Regions from separate parts of the Homo sapiens genome. Here region 1 is linked to region 2. A link is a loop called in an ENCODE intact Hi-C map of the cell type or tissue named here. Cell type or tissue: heart left ventricle. All regions are shown on one strand.

Region 1 (8,000 bases), 1.4 Mb after region 2:
CTCGCTGGGGGCTGGACACCTGGCCTCTCTCTGCCCATCCTCCAGCCTCTCTGCCTCCTCTCTGGGGGGCTGGACACCTGGCCTCTCTCTGCCCATCCTCTGGCCTCTCTGCCTCCTCATGGGGGGGATGGACTCCAGGCCCCTCTCTGCCCACCCTCTGGCCTCTCTGCCTCCTCTCTGGGGGGCTGGGCACCTGGGCCCTCTCTGCACACCCTCCAGCCTCTCCACCTCCTCACTGGCTAGACCTGACCAGAAACCAGAGGACCAGAAGGGCGGTTGGAGCAGCCTCTTTAGGTACCTGGTGGACAAGGGGCAGCATGAAGAGGCAGAGGCCGCCCTGGACAGGTGGGTGACAAGAGCCAGTCCTGAGGAAGGCTTTCTCTCTCACGACCAGAGACAGACATTGAGCACCCATAACAATACCCATACAGGAACTATATCCATATAGGAATGATACTCCTACAGAAACTATATCCAAGTAGGACTGATATCCACCTCCTCACTGGGGGCCTTACCTGAACTAACAAGGCAGTTCAATGTGCTGACAGCAGTCTTTGAAAGTCTGTTTAAAGGCTTTATAATCATCCAAAGTATTTTTTAAGTGTGACCAACCCAAGGAAACGTAGTGTGAAGCAGGAAGAACCAGCCACATGTAAATAGCACTGCAACTCCACTGTGAGGAACCGGCAGTGACAATGGGCTCTCAGGAGACCTAAGTCCAGAGTTCTTTCCGTGAAACCTTCTGTGTGCCCACTGGAAATTATTTGTGCCTCAGTTTCATAAAACTCCACAGAAAAGAGCAGTCTCAATCCCTTTCTTAAAACAGTTCTTTAGTAACAAATATTATTTTATTGGAATGTGCTCGCTTTAAATCACTCGGCAAACATTAGCTACAGTTATAAAAGCCCTAACAGATTCGTTTGATAATACTGGAGTGAAGGGTTTTATCTCAAGGACATTTTTTGTTCCAAATTCTGAAACCGCATTATTTCAATAACAACATTAAGTTTTTGAGGCTGTACCGCTAGTCAGACATGTCTCTGGGAGCTCAAATGCCTAGAAGTGTCTAAAATGACTTTAACATAAAGAGATCACGATATAGACTAATAAAACTTAAAGTATAATTTTAAAAAAAAACCTGTTTGCCAAGCTTTCAACTTACAAATCTATAAAAGGTGAACAACAGCAATATCTTGTGACCTTAAAAATAAAATAATTTTCAGAGAGCTTTCATCACAATAAAATAAAGGTGTGAAAGCAAATTCTAATGTATATTTTACCCTATTACATAAAACAATTTCACAATTGTTAAATTATGAAATTTTAAAATAGAACTTAAATACTGTAACTTTTTAAAATTTTCTGTAACAAGCTTTATTATTTATAATGAGACAATCATTTTTCCTAAAAGTAAAAACTAAACATTTTTAAACATAAAAGTACAAGACTAACAAATAGATTCCACGGACTAATGACAGAGAGTTCCTTTCCTGTGTGACAGGGTTCCTGTATGGATACAGTTCCTGTATGGGTATAGTTCCTGTGTGGGTACAGTTCCTGTGTGGGTACAGTTCCTGTATGGATATAGTTCCTGTATGGATATAGTTCCTGTATGGATATAGTTCCTGCATGGATACAGTTCCTGTGTGGATATAGTTCCTGTGTGGGTATAGTTCCTGTGTGGATATAGTTCCTGTGTGGATATAGTTCCTGTATGGATATAGTTCCTGTATAGATATAGTTCCTGCATGGATATAGTTACTGTGTGGGTACCGTTCCTATATGGATATAGTTCCTACATGGGATCATTCCTATATCAATATAGTTCCTGTATGGGTATAATTCCTATATGGATATAGTTCCTGTATTGCAATCATTCCTATATGGATATAGTCCCTCTGTGGGTATCATTCCTATATGGATATAGTTCCTTTATGAGCATCGTTCCTATATGGATATAGTTCCTGTATGGATATCGTTCTTCTATAAATATAGCTCCTATATGGGTATCAGTCCTACTGGGATATAGTTCCTCTAGGGGTATCATTCCTATATGGATACATTCCTATATGGGTATTGTATCATTCCTATATGGATACAGTTCCTGTATGGGTATCGGTCCTATATGGATATAGTTCTCGTATGGGTATTGTTCCTCTGTAGATACAGTTCCTGTATGGGTCTCATTGCTATATGGATATAGTTCTTGTATGCATATCATTCCTACATAAATACAGTTTCTGTATGGATATTGTTCCTATATGGGTATAGTTCCTGTATGAGTATTGTTCTTGTATAGGGATATAGTTCCTGTGTGGGTATAGTTCCTGTATGGATATAGTTCCTGTATGGGTATCATCCTGTATGGATACAGTTCCTGTATGGGTAGCGTTCCTACATGAGTATAGTTCCTCTATGGGTATCATTGCTGTATGGATGTAGTTCCTATATGGGTATCATTCCTATATGGATATAGTTCCTATCTGGGTATCGTTTCTATATGGATATAGTTCCTGTATGGGTATCATCCTGTATAAATAGAGTTCTTCTAAGGGTATAGTTCCTGTATAGATACAATTTCTGTATAGGTATCATTCCTATATGGATACAGTTCCTGTATGGGTATCGTTGCTATATGGATAGTTTCTTTTATAGGTATCATTCCTATATAGATATAGTTTCTGTATGGGTATCATACCTATATGGACATAGTTCCTGTATGGGTATCGTTGCTATATGGACGTAGTGGCTGTATGGATATAGTTCCTGTATGGCTATTGTTCCTACATGGATACAGTTTCTGTATAAGTATCATTCCTATATGGATATAGTTTCTGTATAGGCATCATTCCTATATAAATATAGTTTCTGTATGGTTATCGTTGCTATATGGACATAGTGCCTGTATGGGTATCGTTCCTATGTGGATACAATTTTTGTATGGGTATCATTTGTATATGGGTACAGTTCCTTTATGGGTATCATTCCTATATGGATATAGTTTCTGTGTGGTTATCACTCCTATATGGATATAGTTCCTGTATGGGTATTGTTCCTATATGGATATAGTTCTTATATGTATATCGTTCCTGTATGGATATCGTTGTTATATGGATATAGTTCTTTATGGGTATCATTCCTATATGGATATAATTTCTGTAAGGGTATTATTCCTGTATGGGGATATAGTTCCCCTAAGGGTATAGTTCTGTGTAGATGTAATTCTTGTATGGGTATCATCCTGTATGGATATAGTTCCTGTATGGGTATTATCCCTATATAGATATAGTTCTTCTGTGGATATCATTCCTATATGTATATAGTTCCTGTATGGATATTGTTCCCATATCGATATAGTTCCTGTATAGGGATATACTTCCTGTATGGGTATCGTTCCTATATGGATATAGTTCCTGTATGGGTATCTTTCTTATATGGATATAGTTTCTCTATGGGTATTGTTCCTATATGGATATAGTTTATGCATGGGTATCATTCCTATATGGCTACAGTTCCTGTATGAATATCATTCCTATAAGGATATAGTTCCTCTATGGGTATTGTTCCTATATCGATATGGTTCCTGGACAGGTATCGTTCCTATATGAATATAGTTCCTATATGGATATAGATTTTGTATGGCTATCGTTTCTGTATGGGATATAGTTTCTCTAGGGGTATCGTTCCTGTATGGATACAGTTCCTGTATGGGTATTGTTCCTATATGAATATAGCTTCTGTTTGGGTATCATTCCTATATGGACATAGTTTCTGTATAGGTTTCATTCCTATATGGATACAGTTCTTGTATGGGTATCATTCCTATATGGATACAGTTCTTGTATGGGTATCATTCCTATATGGATACAGTTCCTGTATAGGTTTCATTCCTATATGGATACAGTTCTTGTATGGGTACCATTCCTATATGGACATAGTTCCTGTATAGGTTTCATTCCTATATGGATACAGTTCTTGTATGGGTATCGTTCCTATATGGATACAGTTCCTGTATAGGTTTCATTCCTATATGGATACAGTTCTTGTATGGGTATCGTTCCTATATGGATACAGTTCCTGTATAGGTTTCATTCCTATATGGATAGAGTTCTTGTATGGGTATCATTCCTATATGGATACAGTTCCTTTACAGATATTGTTCCTATATGTATATAGCTCCTGTGTTGGCATCATACCTATATGGATACAGTTCCTGTATGGGTATCATTCCTATATGGATATTGTTCCTGTATGAGTATCGTTTCTGTATGGATATAGTTCCTCTATGGGTATCTTTCCTATATGGTTATTGTTCCTATATGGCTGTATTTCTTAGATGGGTATCATTTCCATATGGACATAGTAGTTCCTATATGGATATATTTCCTATATGAGTATAGTTCCAACGTGGATATAGTAGTTCCTGTATGGACTTAGTTTCTGTATGAGTGCAGTTCCTTTTTATTGGTGTTGAATGTAACTTTACCAAGCAGGTAAAAATTTAAATACAATACCCAACAAATTTCCGTTTCTCTTTCCACTGACAGCATCGCTGCTGTCACTTTGTAGCTTTCCTGATCAGGAACTCCATGAGAGAATCCCTGATTCTCTGGCTCCTGGGGGCAGCCCACCCTCCCCTCTGCGTGAGAAAGAGCTGAAGCGGCCTTCCCGCTTGCCCCGTCCGGCGGGTTAGCAGACCTGGGATGCTGCCGGCCGGGGAGGACGGTGGCCGGATCCAGGACCCTGTGTGAAACAGGGACATCTGCTGGCTGGGCCGGGAGCAGGCCTTGCTGTCGGGTGTCATGCCAAGGATGAATTCAGAGTCCCCAGGCTGTTCTTAGGCTCTGAAAGGGAGTGGGGAGAGGAGCTTCACACACAGGTGCAGATGTCAATCCTGGAGCATGCACTTCTCCAGAGCTGTGCTGGGGCCTCCGGGCCTCCAGCCGCCCATCCACAGGGACCCAGGCTCTAGCAGCCCCAAGTTCACTCTGGAAAGAAGGGCCATGTCCAAAGACCCAAGTTACACCTCCTCCCCTGTGTGTGTGCACCTGTCACATTTAATCGGTGGACTGAGGATAAAGTAGAGGCGCTGGCCAGCGAAGTGTCTGTGGAACTGTTCTGTGACTGGAAAGCCGGCTTGGGTTCTTGCCTCTGCAGGAAAGGTGACCAGCAGCATGTGGTGGGCACAGCTGAGATCCGCCCTAGTTTTGCAGATGCCGCTCTCTTCCCTGGTCCTTCCTCACTCTACTTTGCGTGGTGTTTACTAGAGTGGAGCAGCGTGGCCTTCTCAACTGGCATGGCTGCTCTCAGACATAGTTCCGTGATCTCAACTGGTGTGGCTGCTCTCAGACGTCGCTCCGTGATTGTGAGCCACAATGGCAGCTGCAGAAGCAAAGGTGCTCAGGGACTGTGCTGGGGCTGGAAGACAGTCTCCCGTATCCCTTTGCTCACTTGCTTCTTTGTGACTTTGAGTGAGCTTTACTCTTAAGATGGTGCCAGCACAGGCGGTGAGGTGCAGACCCAGGAGCCACCGCTCTTCCCAAGCCTTGTGGGTCTCCACCAGCTGAGTCGCTGGTGCTCTCTGGGTGCCTAAGCCATATCTGTAAATGATGAGATGGGATTATGTACCTGCTCTCAGCTCTGGGGGCTTTTCACAGGGAACTTTGCAAGCCCGGTTCAGGTGCTCTCTCAGTGGAAGGTGTCCCAGAAGGGAGATGGTCGCTCTGCTCTCTGTAAGAAACTGAATCATATTTAGAGGCTCATCCTCATTTCCCCAATACAACACGCAGCTTCAGCCAAGGACTTCAGGCACCACGCAGAACTCCTGATCATCAGAGCGGACGCCCATCCATAAACAGGGTTCTTGCTGGTGTCCTCCATGACTTAACGTCTGCACCGGCTAGGCCCGACCTTTAAACACTGTGATGGTCGGGACCCAGGCCTCCGCCTCTTGGCAGGGTGAGGACGGGGCAGGGGCCGCAGGCTCAGGTCTAATTGTTGAAATGTGTTCTTGAACAATGGCTCCCAGGGAAAATTTAAAAAAAAAAAAAAAAAAAAAAAAAACCCACAGAGGTGCCGAGTTGTGAAAGAAGGCTGTTTGGGGCCTGGTTTCCTGAATAGACTTGTTAAATACCATGGCTGATGTATGCCGACGGAGGGAGGCCCGGCCAGCTGAGCGGCCCCTCTGACGGAGCAGGCCCGGCCTTCCAAGCTCCTTTGGAGGTAGGCGTGAAAGCCAAACTGCACTCTCCCCTATATTTTTTTTTCCGTTTCTGCCATGCAAAGATAATCAGGTTTATGTAAAGTCTGTGTGCTCTTTTGACAGCCCATGGTATCTCATTAATTCAATCACACCAAACACCATTGTTCCCAAAGTGTTTGAAATGCGGATAGGGACGGAGGCTTTTCTAATCCTGTCAATCATTGTTAACATTTTCTTGCAGTTGCCATGGCTGGGGCCGGAGTTCATGAAAACACAGAGTGAGACCCAACAAAACACGAATAAAGACTTATTTGAGATACTCTTTTTAAAGGCCATCTACCATGCACGGAACATGGGAAGTGAATGTAGACAAGTTTGGACACTATGCGCGCGGAGAGGAAAGAGCGTAAGGAAGAATTTGAAAATCAAATAGGCCTATAAAAACTTGACCCAAGAGTCTCTGGGAAAAACCCGCTGAATTGCTCCCTGGTAGAACAATGCTCTTTCTTTCGTGCGTTCTTCAGGGGGACAATGGCTCATATATTATAACACATGCCGCTGGGGTCTTTACACCGTTGTAAGCCAGCTCAGACCCACAGAATGCTGATCGCGGACAACAAGAGATTGCGCGCCGGTAATGCGCTCTTTTTCTGGCTGCACTAAAAACAAGCACTGGGAAAATTATTCATGCATAGAGGCCAACAAAGCCGAGATGGAGATTTGCGATGTCACACAGCGCGATCATGTGACACACTTAAAAAAAAGGACAACAGGCATTCGCCCTGAGACGTTGTTAAATTCCCATTTCATCTGCATGAATGTGCCCGCGGCCAAGTCGCCACGTACTTGTGGTGGCTGTGGCTGATCTGGGGACGCCACACGGATTAATGGGGCCGCAGTGTGTACAGGGGCAAAACCGGACGGCAGTGGCAGAATTTCCCAACTTCTGAGGTTCCTCAGGATGACTCTGAGGATTCCTCCAAGGCCTCCGTTCTCCTCTCGTTGGAGAACAGTCATGGCTGTGGACACGCAGCCGACTCTGGTGCTCGGCTCGGCAGAGACGACGGGGCCAGCACCAGGGGCTCCTCTGCTGGTCTCACGTTTCCATTTGGTGAAAAGGGGCACAGTTTTGGGAGGCATGTTGATTTCTAACTTGGTTTGCATTGCTCTTTTTATTGTTATCTCATTTTTCTTTCTTTCAGGGGTGCTAACAAGCCCCAAAGAAGGGCAGCCTCTTCTGACCAGCTGCTGGTGAAGCCCAGCGTGGCCTCTGCACATGCGTTACCTCCCATTGATGCCCCGGCACGGCGTCTCACCTCCCCTCCGTGCCCGGGCGCGGCGTCTCACCTCCCCTCCATGCCCTGGCGTGACATCTTACCTCCTCTCCATGCCCCAGAACCAGAGCAGTGCTCCAGGGTTCATGATTTAAGCTCAGCATCTTCTACTCAAAACGTCAAAGGAAACCCAACCCAGCCATTTCTCATCATCCCCATGGCCAAGGCCCCGTGATGGGCAGCGCCTCCCACACTTGCATGAGGCACCCTACTCCCCCGGCCTCCCTGCTCCATCCGGGCCTGGCCCGTACAGCCCATTCTCAACCCTTCCCAGTAAGTCAGGGCTCCTTCCTTGGGGCCCAAGACCTCCAGGGTCCTTGGATGGCTTAGGGTCAGAAACCGGGGTCCCGCCCAAGCCCCAGCCCCACCCCCACTTCCCTGGCATCACAGTCTACAGCCTCCCTCCCTCCTTCTACCCAGGCCCACAGGGTTGCCAGTCCCTGGGACATACTTCCCCAGATAAC
Region 2 (8,000 bases):
AAACTTATTAAAAATTTTGTTTTACCACTCCATTGGTATGAAGATGAATATATTGATAGACATTAACACATTTTCTTCGACCCAAAAATTACCGGGTATTTTTATACGAAAAAAATTAAACCATTTTCCTGGGCCCCTCAAAATACTCGGGGCCCCCAGGCCCAGGGCTCGCAGTGCTGAAGTCACCGGGCCGGGACCGCCTTGGCATCTGGCCCCGTCCGCGCTCGCCCTAAGAGGTCCATTTTCAGACGTCATTCTGGGGCGAGGGAAGGGGATCCGCGTCCAGCCGCCAGTCACCGGGTACAAAAGGCGGCCAGCAGCCCCCGTGGGATGACCTTGGCAGGCCTCTCAGCTCAGGAGTCATAATTGGAGTCGCTGGCTTTGTGGGGAGTGCCGGAGAAGACCTGGAAAGCATGGCCTCTCCCTGGAGCCGCTCCTATTGCTCTGGGGTTGTCCATGCGCCAGGGTCGGCGGCCAAGTCACAGAAAAAGTCTCCGGGTGGGAGAGGCGGCTGGGTGCCCTGAGTGGGGAGCTCTCCTTCCACACATCTACGCATTCCCCACGCTCGCTGGCTCAAGGGACACCTAAAGGTGGGTGGGCTTCTTAATTCCCCCAGAATGCGCCCCCTCCACTGTTTGCCCTGTCTCCCGGCCCCCAACTTGGACTTACGGCCCCAGGGCCACCCCACATTCCCTCCCCACCTGGTGCCACATGCTGACTTCGGGGCCAGTGAGATGGCAGGGCCCTCTGTGGGGACAGAGAAGTCACCAGGCATTGGGAGCACGCTCAGTGTGTGGCTCCCCAAAGCCTCCCTTTCCTTTCTGGAGGGCTCAGAGCCTGGCTGACTCCTATGGCAGTGCTGGGTCCTGTGGTGTGGCCCGCGTTGCAGAGGCAGTGGCCACTGACCACTGGAGGTTCCTCTGGCCTTGCAAGTTCTTTCCACAAGGGCACCACGAAGCTCCGCTCCTCCGTGGGGCCAATGCTCCCCCAGCCTTGCAGGCGACCCTCCCCAGGCTCTGCTACCTTCCCTTTTTTTTTGACCTCCAACTTGCAGTCCCCACCAACAAACAGGGCCCTGTCATTTTGAGAAGTGCATTCAGTGGTCCACTCTTCCCAAGTCGAAGTCCACAAACCCCATCTCCACTTGGAATCCCCAACCCCACCCTAGACCTTGCCTCTGTGAGAGGAGGCACCAGCGACCCACTGGCATCATGGTTGGGTTGGGCAGGGGAGGGTGGAATTAGGATTCCCCTCTCAGGCAAGAGATTCAAAAGCAGAGAGGACAGGGCCTGCCTGAATCCTCCATGTTGAAAAGCCAAAGGCCAGTGCCTGTCCCAGGTACCCCTGGGTGCTGTGACCCACCGTGTCCTCTCTCCTTTCTGCCTCCCTCCCTCACTCCAGCTTCCTTGCTCTCTGGCAGAGTCCCATCTACAAGGACGACTGAAACTTTATAGGGCATGATTCATCGGTGGCGCACCCCTTGGAGCCGAGGCGCGTATTACATTAATCAGTGTCAGACCACTAAAACCAAGATATGAATATGAATTCCCCATATTGCAGGCGAGATAAATGTGCTGGTGAATGAAATTGATCAGAGGGCGGTGGGCAGGATGGTGGGAGCAGGGAGATTTCAGAGACTCCAGCTCAACCTTTGGGCTGGGGCTGCCAGGGCTGTAACACAGAACGCGGGAGCCCGGGACCAGATTTGTGTCTTGTTCCCCCCCCCACACACACACACCCCTCCAGAAAAAGCCCAGTATAACCAGAAAAGGGAACTTTTCTATAGGAAACCCATTTCTGATGACAAGAAATGTCTGGAAATTGGTCCTGTGGACAATCTCCCCTTAGTCTGTTCAGGGACTGTCTCCTCCCTGCTGGCCACAGAGCAGCTGCCACCTCTGAAACCATCCTGGGCACTGCTGAGGTAGGGAAGCCCCTTTCCTCAGGCAGAAAGCTCCTCCAGAACTAACAGGGCTTTGTTTTTAGAAGCAAAGGATATTTGTGGATTTTCTATGTCCACTCCAGATTTTTCAGGAGCTGAAGCACCAGGCACGTGGGGTGTTCCCATGGGAGCCTGCACACCTAGATGGCTCCCGTGGCCAGAAAGATGTAAACAAATAGTGCCCAAAGGACAAAAATGCCTTCAGTGCTCCATCACAAATTCATTTTAGCTTTTCACTGGAGAAAAATAATTCTGAGGCTGGCGATCTGATTTCCTTGTATGGAAAACCTAGCTCTCAGGAAGGTGCACAGACCTTTCATGACTCTAGGCCACGCAGCTCAGTAGCCAGGACTCCCAAGGATGAGCACGTGCTGGCCGAGCCACCTCAGCAGCAGTTCTTGTGGGGGTGGGGGGGGTTCCCAAATGTCTTGCATTGACAAAAAAATCAGGAAAGGGTGGAAATAGGGGTGTGCAAAGCAGCAGGCGCCAGCACAGACCATCCAATTTGATTCAGGGAAATAAAGAGCTGAGCTTGCCCAGGGGCAGAGAACTCTACCTGGCCCACCTGAATCCAACCTGCTGTTTCCAGCGTCACCCAGAAGGCATCTCCCAGCACACTGGTTGCTGGAGCAGCATGTCTCTGTGGCTGGGAACACAATTCCTCACCAGAGGCGAAGGGCGTAGCTGGTCAAGTCTCTCTAGAGACACGATTTGGCTAAGGACACAAGATCCATTTGGGCCCAGCAGTCAAAGTAGGCTCTAGGGCCCCATTGCAGAACCTCTGGAATGATGAGCCCAGGGCTCTGATGATCCATGAAGGACTAGGGCCGAGGGCAGATGAGAAACACCTCTCTGATTTAGCAAGGAAGGCACTGGACAGTAAGAGCACCCCACGTAGAGCCCAGTGCCCACTCCCTCCAAATGCCAGTAGCCTAACCTGCAGGCCCGGCACTCCCCCAAAACACACAAAAAGAACCAGTGGGTGCAGCCTTGGAACACAAATTGGTTCCCATCACTACAAATGCAGGCTCGTGCCCACGGAGCCCCAAGGCCCAGCGCCCCCAGAGTTGCCCCCACACCCCAGGAGCGAGATGGGCGCTGCTCAAGGCCGCATTCCGCTTTCGGACCATAGAGGGCGCCTGGAGCACGTCCATTCCGACTGCGGAGCTGCTCCCCGGGGCCCGGCCCGAGTCCGTCCGCCCGCGGTCCACTCCACTCCGCTCCGGCCCGGCTCCTCCCTGCCTCATCCCACCCCGCCCACTCCCCGCTCCCCGACGCGCCCCCGGTGTCCTCGGCCCACTTGCCCTACGCGGCGCCCTTCGAGCCTCCTCTTCGCCGCTTTTCCTCCCGCCTCGGGGCAGGGAGAGGACCTTCCCCTCTACAGGGACCAGGAACGGGGTGGAGGGCTGTAGAAGGATGCGGGCGTCGGGAGCGGGTAGGAGCCGTGGACTGGCACCTCCTAGTCCTAACGCGAGCCTCCCTCTTTCCTGGAACCTCTGAAAAGACACCAGCGCCCCGACTTTCCCCCTCGCTTCGGCCATGCACGGAGTCCCCACGCGCAGCACTGGCGCCAGTGGGTCTCGAGCAAGCCGGGAAGGGCGGGTCACAGGCTGGGGGTGCGAGCGGAGGACGGCCGCTCTGACCTCGGGACTCGGCTCTGACTTCGGGACTCGGCCCTGTCCCCACTAGACCGTTTTTCCCGGCAGCCCACATCCTCGCTGGCAGTTTTGGAAATGTTTGCTGGCTCAGTTTTCACGCATTCAACGCTGAGTCGCCTGCGCCCTGAAGGCCCCGCGCCGGGTCCGCAAAGCCTCCTGAAGGTGCCTGCTGCGGCGCGTGGCGCGCGTCCCGCTCCGAACCCACTGATGCTGATGTCCCGGATCCGCAGCGATGTCCAGGCTCCTAGGCCTTTCCCCACTCGCGCGCGCCCGAGGCCAGCCCCGCTGCGAGTGTTTCCCAACATCGCTGCTCCCAGCTGCCTCCCCGCTGCCCGGCCGCGGCCATCTAAGGGCAATTTGCTCTGGACTCCCGCGGTGCGCGCGCCTGAGGGCAAAGGACGCAGTCCGTGGAGCCCAAGTGTAAAGGGGCTTCCCTGGGAGACCAAAGCCACCTCCTCTTTCTCGCTTCCCACCACAGCCTCAGCCCCTCGTTCACACCTCACACCGCAGAGAAGCCCCGCACCGCATCCCGGCTGGCCCATCTGTGGAGTTTTAAAGAGCCTTCCAATTTCTTCCCGTGTTTGATTTAACCGAATCACTAAAAATACATGCAAAGCGATACTCCATTATTTTCACACTCAACTCAGAAAACGACCAGGCGCCACGATGCGCCGTTGAGACAACTAGTTGTAAACTGGTTTCTAATCCGAAGTTCTCCTCTGGGGTCGCAATAAAAATTCTTTTTCCTCTGTTTTTACCGACGTTATAAAATCGTTTTGTAAAACTGCCTCAAATTGAACTTATTTATGTCCTGAGAAAATTATGTCTCAGAAAAATGTTCGTGAAAGCAATTGAACTGCCAGCAAGAAACTGCCACAGTGACAATATTTAAAAATTCAACAACAACCACAAACAACGAAGAGATGTTTAAAGCACCTGCGTCTTGGGTGGCAACAGTCTCTAAAGGCCCCCATTGAGAAGCCCATCTCCCCCAGCCACAGACCCTTGGGTCCCACCCAGGGTTCCAGGATCCCTGTATCCCCCACTTCTCTCTCTCTGTCTCTGTTTCTGCCACACAGACACTCACACACACACATTCACACACAAACACACACTCACACACACGCTGGACAGGCACACAGCAGCAGGAGCGGGGAGGGGGTGTCATTTCATTTAGTTTATTAGACAAAAATATATGATTTAGACAAGTTCGCTGACGCGCTATTTACAATCTGAAACCACTCTATATACAGAAAAGGGGGGAAAGAGACACAAGCACGTGGGGGCATTTACCGAACCCGATAATCGCAGCCACTGGAGCCGCCGGCAGAGGCCTGGCCACCTGGACGCGAGCTCGGGACCGAAGAAGCCCCTTTCTGCAGAAAGCGACGGATGCGAGTCCTTGACGTCGTTGTCATATTTGTCCTTTACACCAGTCTGAAATATTTGTCTTAATTCCTCCCACATTCCCTCCCTCCCCAACTCCTCCCCCCTCCCCCCCGCAAAAGTAAAAGAAGACCCTTAATCAGGCGGACGGGAGGGCTGCTAGGATCCGCGGCGTTCCCTCCTGCGGGGCCAGAGAGCTGCATGGGAAACACAGCGAGACAAGAAGACAGGGGCACTGTGAGTGGGGGACGCAGCGCCGGGCGACGCCGGTTCCAGTAGCGGAGCCCTGGGGGCGGGGTCGACAGCCAGCGCGGCTCCCGGCTGGGGAGAAACTCCAGTCTCCTCGGCTCGCCCGGCGCCCAGGGCTGGCGGGGAGCGCTCCTTCAACTAGGACTGCGCGACCCCCACCGCCACCCAGCCAGCTCCGCCCGGGTCCCGACCACTCCTCCTCCCCCCTCCCCACCGCCTTCTCCCATAGCAAAAGCAAACAGCACTCACTTGTCGCGTACCGGCTGGAAGGGCGACTTTAACTGCTGTGCCGGCGAATCTGGCCTGGGGACGAGGTCTCTCTCTGCGAGAGATCGGAAGAGGCAGAGTTAGGACGGAGAGACGGGCGGGAGAGGTCCCAGGCCTCCTTCCCACCAACTTCTGCCGGCTGCCCAGGCAGATTCGCCGAAAAACGTCACCCCTCACCCCACCACCACCCCGTAGCAGGCCCGCCGGTAGGGCAAAGCTCTCTTGGGAGAGCCCTAGGGCCTTGTCTGGCTTTCTAAATTGAAGCAGGGATTAAGCGCAGCCCCAGGGCTCAGCGGCCACTGCCTGGTACCCTCCCGGCTCATGCTGCACCCCACGCTACCACACCTAGCCAGGCCTCTGCATTCCCAGCTAGGGGACAGGTGGACGCGGCCTGGAGCTGTACCTGGGAGCGTGGGGCTGCTGCGGACCGAGGCCTTGTCTCCATTGAGTGCCCCCGGGGCAATAGCGACCGGCGGCTGCGGTGGTGGAGGTGCAGGAAGGTGAGGGCCATGGGGCGCGGCGTGGGGAGCGCCAACGCCCAGGAAGGAGCGCATGTTGAGCAGGGAGCCCTGTGCGAGGAATGCGCTGTTGGTCCAGTTGGAGAACTTGCCGATGTGGCAGGTGTACAGTCCGTGGCTAGGCAGGAAGGCGGGGTGTTGCAGCGGCGCCCCGGCGGAGGGCCCGTGCGCGCCGGGGTGGCCCGCGGGTGGTGGTGGCGAAGCCTTGGGCGCACCGTCGGGGCTCGTGGCTGTCTCCGCCAGCGACCAGATCTTGGGCTTGCCGTGCGGCGCACCCTGCAGGCCGCCCGCTGCAGCGCCGGGGCTCAGCAGGCGCGTGCTGCCCGGCTCTGGGGCCTCCTTTGCCAGGCCCAAGGGCGAGTCCTGGGGCTTGAGAACGTCGGCTGCTGCCAGCGGCGAGCCTTGGTCCCGGGCAAGAGCAGAAGGGGCTGCGGGCGCGTGCGGAGCCTCGGCCTTGTCCTCGTCATCCTCGTTGCTCTGGTCGCCATCGTGCTCGTCGATCTTGTCAATGTCGATGCTTTCCAGGTCGATCTCCTCGTCGTCCTCGGCCTTCTCCGGGTCGCCCTCGGTGTCGCTGCCGAAGAGCGCTCCATCTTCCTGGTCCTTGCTGCGCGCTCCCCATGTCACCTTGTTCTCCTTCTTGAGGCGCCGGCGCGCGTTGGCGAACCAGGTGGAGACCTGCGTGAGGGTCATCTTGGTGATGATGGCCAGCATGATCTTCTCGCCCTTGGTGGGGTAGGGATTCTTGCGGTGCTCGTTGAGCCAGGCCTTGAGCGTGCTGGTGCTCTCGCGGGTGGCGTTCTTGGGCCGCCCGGGGTCCCCGTATTGGAACTGGCCGTAGGGGTAATAAGCCGGCGCCGTGTGGGCTGCGAAGGTGGCGGGGTGCACCCCAGGGTTGTCCTTCAGTTCATACTGCGAGCCCTGAAGCCACAGGGCAGATCCATCGAGGAGAGAGAGGAGGGAAGTGGAGAGAGAAAGGGAGAGAGAGAGAGAGACATGAGTCCCCAAGACGGGAGAGTGGGAAGCAGCCGCTTCAATGGACTCGAGGGCCTCCCAGGCGCTTTGCGGGGCTCTCCTGTGCTGGGCAGATCAGGAAGTCACCCCCAGTTCACTGCTGGGGAGAAGGGGAGCCAGGACCATGAGCTGACTTCAGGAACTGCCCTTTCACCGACAGTGGAGATCGTTTTTGCCACTCTAGAAAAGTTCCACAAACAGTGCACTCTCCAGAAGAGCACAACAGAGGCCGCGGCCCCTGCAAGTTCCCTAGGCGACCCCTGTCCCCACCACCAACCGCTGGAGAAACCTGCATTTCCAAGTTTATCTTTCACTAGCTAGAGGGAAAAACCTTTCAACTGAGCTGATAAAGCCATTTCTCCAAACGTAAAGGGCCCAGAGCCCAAGCCTCCTCTCTGCCACCCAGAGGGGGCTCAATCAAAATAAACCATCCCGGGTTTTCTACCGGTCTAAATCCGCCAGCAATTTAAAACGAAAGCACAGTCCTTTGCCTTCCAAATTAATCTGCATATAATGGTTTACCCACATTAAAAGGTCTTTAGAGGTGACAGGTAATTTAAAATTTTAATCCCGGCCATCATCGACAACAATAACAAAAACACCATTTTTTTTTTTAATACAAAAGGAAGGCTTAGCCTGTAAAATATTAACGCAAGGGCTGGGAGCCACCGGCGGCCAGGAGGGGAACCGGTTCAGTATCCTAGGCCTCTTCTCAGTTACTTCATCTCTTAAGTTTGACTTTGATCTGGAGGGAGCAAACACTAGCTGTTTGCAGGCATTTAGAGGCGCTGATTTATTTGCAATCGATATTCTTTTTATAATCAGTAGTAAAACACAGCAAGTCAAATTATCCCATCAGGTTTTTTGGTAAATAACATTTTATCTTTCTAACAACCTCATTAGGCCTCATTATTACCATAAATTGCGCAGACAGACATTCAAATACAATTTTATCTTTTGACTTCC

The links. Peaks named below come from ENCODE experiments on the same cell type or tissue, not always from the same donor. Only the 100,000 strongest peaks of a DNase experiment are listed, where the experiment ranks them.
Region 1: it touches region 2 in a loop (11-fold over the local background); 9 of 110 quality-filtered maps call a loop at or near these places.

What each region holds. Positions count from the first base shown.
Region 1 is chr5:2,204,905-2,212,904 of GRCh38, reverse strand. No RefSeq gene overlaps it. Among named protein-coding and RNA genes, the nearest start is that of CTD-2194D22.4, 320 kb to the right of the region's middle. RefSeq lists enhancers at 1-632, 4,639-8,000. In heart left ventricle, a CTCF peak has its summit at 4,772 (motif pointing left); a DNase peak (open chromatin) is centred at 4,745; H3K27me3 peaks cover 2,760 bases.
Region 2 is chr5:3,598,166-3,606,165 of GRCh38, reverse strand. It overlaps IRX1 (iroquois homeobox 1), which reads right to left. Exons shown (of 4, transcript NM_024337.4): 2 at 5,906-6,941; 3 at 5,485-5,557; 4 at 4,763-5,183. The coding sequence ends at 5,126. LOC107986399 (a long non-coding RNA gene) reads right to left here and starts at 606. Exons shown (of 2, transcript XR_001742554.2): 1 at 1-606. RefSeq lists enhancers at 4,823-5,483, 6,147-6,808, 6,809-7,471. In heart left ventricle, a CTCF peak has its summit at 3,064; DNase peaks (open chromatin) are centred at 3,092, 5,469 and 6,435; H3K4me3 peaks cover 416 bases; H3K27me3 peaks cover 8,000 bases.